Regions from separate parts of the Homo sapiens genome. Here region 2 is linked to region 1. A link is a contact called in ENCODE Hi-C or POLR2A ChIA-PET data. All regions are on one chromosome and are shown on one strand. Each heading gives the region's core, a stretch centred on a gene start or an enhancer-like site at or near the end of the contact. The rest is flanking DNA. Distances are from core to core; before and after follow the strand shown. Region 1 holds the start of VAX1 (ventral anterior homeobox 1). Region 2 holds the start of SHTN1 (shootin 1).

Region 1 (2,700 bases), core at 116-2,615:
AAAAAAATCCAATCAATTCCACATAGGCGGACGTTTCTTCCGGCCTGGGGGGGCCTCGGCTGAGCCTTCCGGGTCCCCTGTAGCCTGAGGGTACCCTTGTCGCCCCGCCCGGGTCCTGCGGGCCCCAGCTCTGGGCTTGCCGACCAGACCGTGATCCAGACGTCCCCACCCCCACCCTCGAGTCTCCTTCCCTCCGGAGTCCGCGCGGCGGAAGGAGGAGGGACTGAGTCGGGGCCGGCCGGGCCCGGAGATCTGCTGCTGGCTGGGGCGGCGCCGGGCCGGGGCCCGGCCTCGCAGCCTCCGCCGCCGGGGCTAAGTGCACGCCGCGCCATCCGAGAGCGGCAGAGCAGAGCACCAAAGCGGCAACCGCGGCTCCGTAACCAAGCCCAGCTGCCTCTCCCGGCGGCAGCGGTCGGGCACCGATCGCGGCCGTGGGGTCCTCGGCCCAGTGCACTAACTGGCAGGGCCGTAGCCCGCGATCGGCAGCTGTTCTCCGGGGCTCGCGTTCCCCCTTGGGTGCGCTCAGCCCTCCAGAGCGCGGGAGTCCCCTGGCCGGCTCCCGGCAGGTCGTCCGGCCCTTGGAGCGCGCACACCTCCTCCCGGAGTTTTCTGCTCCTTTCCCGGGTCGGAGGCCGCAGCCCGATGCCCGGCCGCACCCGCGCAGCCCCTCATCTCCCCCCGCAGCCCGGTCAGCGGGGCCCCTCCGGGCGTGGAGGGCCGAGGCCCCTGGAGAGCGCACCGGAGAGTCCCAGGCGCTTGTCCCCAGCCGGACTCGGGGCGGGGAGGGCCAACAACTTTCTCCCAAGTCCCAGCCGGCACTCCTTCCCACCGGCCTGTGTCGGCGGCAGCGCGCAGCTCCGGCCCCGGAGTCGACCCCAAAGAACGCGCCTGGCAGCCCTGCCCATCCCTACCTCGGACCAGGATCCGGCGGCAGTAATCCGGGTCCGCTGCGGAATTGGATTTACTTTTGTTACAATCCTCAGCAGCGCCCGACGCTGAGAAGGCGCCCTGCGGCTCCTTGAGGAAGGCGGCTGGGAGGTTCCCCTCCGCGCCCTTGCTCTCCCGACTCTCCTTGTGCGCGTTCTTCGAGACCCGGGCAGCCTCGGCGTCCGAGTGGCATCGAACGTCCATTTTGTCTGGTTTCCCGAACATAGGCAAGAACAACAACAAAAACAGAAAGGAAAAAAAAAGCAAAAAAAAAAAAAAGGGGGGGGGGCGGAGAAGGAAAAAAAAAAGAGGAAAAAGGGGACAAAACCCCCGACAACGCGGCCCGTACGCCCGGCCCGGCGACAGGCAAGGGGCAAGAATGAATGTCCCCGCGGGGAGGCTTCGGCGGCCGCGCGCGGGTCAGCGGCGACGGGAGAGTGGCGCGCTCGCCGAGAGGCGGCCAGTCTGGTCCAGGATCCTGGTGGAGCTGCGGCGAGGCCGCCTCGTCAGCACCCGCGTCCTCTGAGCACGTCCAGTGTCCCCAGCCTGGCGATCAGGTAGCGAACAGCGCAACTCCGAAATGCTGCGGCTCCCGCCTGTTTCTGAGACGGCGAGTTGTAGTTGTCCGACACCCGGGGGGACGCACACTCGCTGTTGCAATTGATTACGGGTAATTTCGCAGCCCCCACGTTTCGGTTACCTCATGAATACACTAAATTGTTTGGATAATATATCAGATCGTAATGGATGGTTTCTGTCCTTGTCCCCAATCAAGTAGGGGTTTAGCCAGTGAATAAACGGAAATGATTGGTCTTGCTTTCAGGAAACACACAATCAAAGACCCACACTTCCAGAAAAACTTTTGACAAGATTCATCCTGAATTGTTAGTACCATTAGCAGGCATTATTAACTTTCCTTTTGCCTTTGACCCTCCTGCTCACATACTGGCTAGAGGGGTTTTCTCCACACTCGCCAGATAGAGCTGAATGAGGGTTGGGCGGCGGGGGGGTGTGGGGGGAGAAAAAAAAAACCCTGCGCACCCTGCGGCAGAAGAAAGCAGTTGTCTGGGAGTGGGGGATGGGGGACAGAGCGGGGGGAGAAAGTTTTCCCAAAAAGTATCTCCCTTGCACTCTAAAAAAGCCAAGATTTTCCCCTAAACAACTCCTTCTTAACACACCTCGACGCAGACAGCCATCTTAAACTGCCACCTCTCTTCATTTAGTTCCAGTTGGATTTTTTCATGCCTGCACCTCCAGCAGCCCTGAGGCAGCCCATTCAAAGGGCAGCTTTGTACTCAGAGTCCAGCAGGAGAGAGAGGGGGAGAGGGAGAGACGGCCGAGAAATCTCAACTGTGAGATCTGCTTCAAAAAAAAAAAAAAAAAGTTTTCCCCTAGCTATTTCATTGTCTCTGCTACAATATCTTTGAGAAAAGCAACAGCCAGTAATCCAATAAGAGCATTGATTAGGCTACAATGATTCAATTCAAGCGCATGGCCTTGTGCAAGGAGCATGCTCCAGCCCTTCTCGTCACCTTGCCGGGGCAGAAGCCCTCTCCACGCCGCTCTCCCCATTCATTCCTTTATGGGAAATGCGGAGCAAAAGGAGTGAAAGATGGCAATTATCTAATTGGACTATTAACAAACAGTCCTCTGAGTGCGGCGGTCTGGCGTGGCTCCTGGGCGGGGGAAGGGCCGTGTTCCCTGCCCTCATTCACAAAGAGTGCAGGGGCCGGGGAGGAAAGGGGTTTTTTAAAGGGGGTGGGTGGGGGGAGA
Region 2 (2,700 bases), core at 154-2,653, 130 kb before region 1:
CTTCCATTACATGGTCTTGTCAGCAAGACATTCAGAAAAGTACATGTTCCTACACATTTTTACTTCCTTTAAATCTGTATGGTTCCTCCCTTTATTTCTTTATTATTTATTATTATTATTTTTTTTTGGAGATGGAGTTTCGTTCTTGTTGCCCAGGCTGGAGTGCAACGGCGCCATCTTGGCTCACCGCAACCTCCGCCTCCTGGCGATTCTCCTGCCTCAGCCTCCCGGGTAGCTGGGATTACAGGCATGCACCACCACGCCCGGCTAATTTTGTATTTTTAGTAGAGATAGGGGTTCTCCATGTTGGTTAGGCTGGTCTCGAACTCCTGACCTTAGGTGATCCACCTGCCTCGGCCTCCCAAATTGCTGAGATTACAGGCGTGAGCCACCGCACCCGGCTGGTTCCTCCCTGTCTTGACCCACATTCGCAGACCACCCTTTGGTCAGGGTAATAATGATAAGTGTTTAAATGTGATAGGTTAGCATTTGGTTGTTGATCTGGTTTGGTTCAGAAGTGTGGTAACTGATGAAAAAAATGATTGACTGAAGCAGGTCTTTATTAAAGGATAATCCCCAGTTACCAAGCAGTACAGAAATGCGTGCGCATGGCCTGGCTCTCCTTCGCCCAGCGTCAACCCTGTTAATTCTGAAAGCTCAACACTGGCAGGATGTTGACCTTGCTGACTAATAAACTGCTAAAATTGAGAAGTGATTAAAAAAAAAATTATGGCCTGAAAATCCCAGCTGGGCAAGGAAAGAGGAACTAGACCGAATCCAAACGAAAAGCTGGGAAGGGTGTGAAACAGCCCTACAGGCCACCCAGCGCCAACAAATGTGTAAGGGTGGGGCCAAGCTAGCTGAGCCGCCCAAAGCAGCCAAAATATCCTGCCCCACCCGCTTCTCCGGCAAGGAAGGTGGCACTGTGCAACCTCGTCCGCACTGAATCCTCGTCCCTTCCCCCAGCCCCCGATCGCCAGCAAACGCAACCAGCGGGCAGCGGGTCTCGAGCTGCGGGGCCTGACTAGCCCCGACACTCCGCGTTATCCTCGGTCCAGAGCTTTCCCAGGCGCGCCGGCCACGGAGGACGCTTCTCTGCGGGTGACGGAGCTACTGCGGTGACCACGGCGGCCGCCACGTCTCCCGCCCGGCTTCCAACTGCCCTGGCCCCAGCGCCCTGGGGCCGTCCCCGCCCACGGGCCGCGGCTGCCCACACCTGGCGCCCGCGTGCTGCCTACCTTGCTCCTTCAGACTGGTAATGAGCTGCAGCTGCTTCTCTTCGTCCGAGCTGTTCATTTTGGCGGGTGGGGCCGGGAATAAAAGGGAAAGAGGGAGCGGCGCGGGGCACACAGGAGGAGGGGGAAGAAAAAGCAAGATGCCGGTGGCTTGCGGCTCCACTACCCGGAAGTTGGATCCGCTCCCGCTCCTCCTCCTCCTGGCGCGGAGCGCGCGAGTGAGATCATCCCCACGCACCTACTCGGCGGCTGCGGCCGCTTCACCTGCAGGCGGGGCGGGGCGGGCCCAGCAGTCCCGTTCAGGGGGTGGAGGAACGAGGGCGGGTCGGCAGCCGCTATGCCAGCCTGTGGCTGCCGGCGCGGCAGGACGCGCTGGTGGGAGGGGGGGCGGCCCTGCGTGGGGTCGCTCCGCACCCTTTTCTCCGCCTCCACCTCCCGGACTCAGGGACGCGAGTTCAGAGAAAACCGGCTGTGGGTTCGCAGCGTGTGTGGGAACTCCACTTTGGACGCTTCCCGGGGGTCGCTCCCAAAGAACCACAGAGGTAGAGCGGGACGCAATGAGCCATGAACGCCTGGGCTTCTTCCCTAGTTTTCCCGCAGTAGACTCTGGGGGCGCGGTTGCAAAACCTAGCTGCCCACAGGGGCGGGCCCAGGGTGGTACATTTTGCACCTTGAAGAGGAGACAAGGATCGAATCAGGCCGCCCAGCTACTTAAATGACCATGCCGTGAGTGAAGGAGGGCCCTGGCTAGCTTTCCCCCATCGCACCAGGTTTGCCAGGTGGTCAGAACGTGGACCCTGCTGCACGTGGATGGTGGGGCCTGGAGGGCCCTTGCAGATCATCTGGTTGGTGGCGGGATGACCTTCCCTTTAGAGAGGGTGCCACTGCAGTCCGAATGCCGAAGGTCACGCAGCCCCCGGGCAGCAGAGGCTGGCAGTTAAGCCAAGCGTTTGTCCCAGTTCACTGCCCTCTGAACTATTTGAACTCATGTCTGTGTTAGACCATGCCCAGGAGAGAAGTGGCAGGTCTGCATTGTTTCAAAGGTGCTTCTCCCCAACCCCTAGTTGCGAGCTAACCTTTGGTCAAGTCTCCTGCATCTTTGAACTTCATCTGAAGAATAGGAAGAATAGTGATACCTACTCTCAAGGAAGAGTTGTAAGGATTTAATAGAGGAAGATTAACAAAACACCAAGTCCAGAATTTATAATGCAGTTTTTTTTTGTTTTTTTTTTGTTTTTTTGTTTTTAATAAAGATTACAGGTCTGTGGCCGGGCACAGTGGCTCACGCCTGTAATCCCAGCACTTTGGGAGGCCAAGGCGGGCAGATCACGAGGTCAGGAGATCGAGACCATCCTGGCTAACACGGTGAAACCCCGTCTCTACTAAAAATACAAAAAATTAGCCGGGCGTGGTGGCAGGCGCCTGTAGTCCCACCTACTCGGGAAGCTGAGGCAGGAGAATGGCG

What was found. A loop is a pair of places that touch in the nucleus more often than their neighbours do. ChIA-PET counts read pairs that join two places held with the same protein, here RNA polymerase II (POLR2A). Pooled maps may share reads with other maps.
Region 2: a map of head of caudate nucleus shows a loop between it and region 1 (3-fold over the local background). The contact joins the promoter of SHTN1 here to the promoter of VAX1 in region 1. A Hi-C loop is called at or near these places in 1 of 168 maps with a recorded cell type or tissue (head of caudate nucleus) and 1 of 50 pooled maps. POLR2A ChIA-PET finds 5 or more read pairs at or near these places in 2 of 52 experiments (A549 and WTC11).

The regions. Positions count from the first base shown.
Region 1 is chr10:117,136,905-117,139,604 of GRCh38, forward strand. It overlaps VAX1 (ventral anterior homeobox 1), which reads right to left and starts at 1,366. Exons shown (of 3, transcript NM_001112704.2): 1 at 912-1,366. The coding sequence starts at 1,152.
Region 2 is chr10:117,003,784-117,006,483 of GRCh38, forward strand. It overlaps SHTN1 (shootin 1), which reads right to left and starts at 1,404. Exons shown (of 17, transcript NM_001127211.3): 1 at 1,239-1,404. The coding sequence starts at 1,296. RefSeq lists an enhancer at 487-1,180 and silencers at 995-1,289, 1,161-1,270, 1,501-1,580.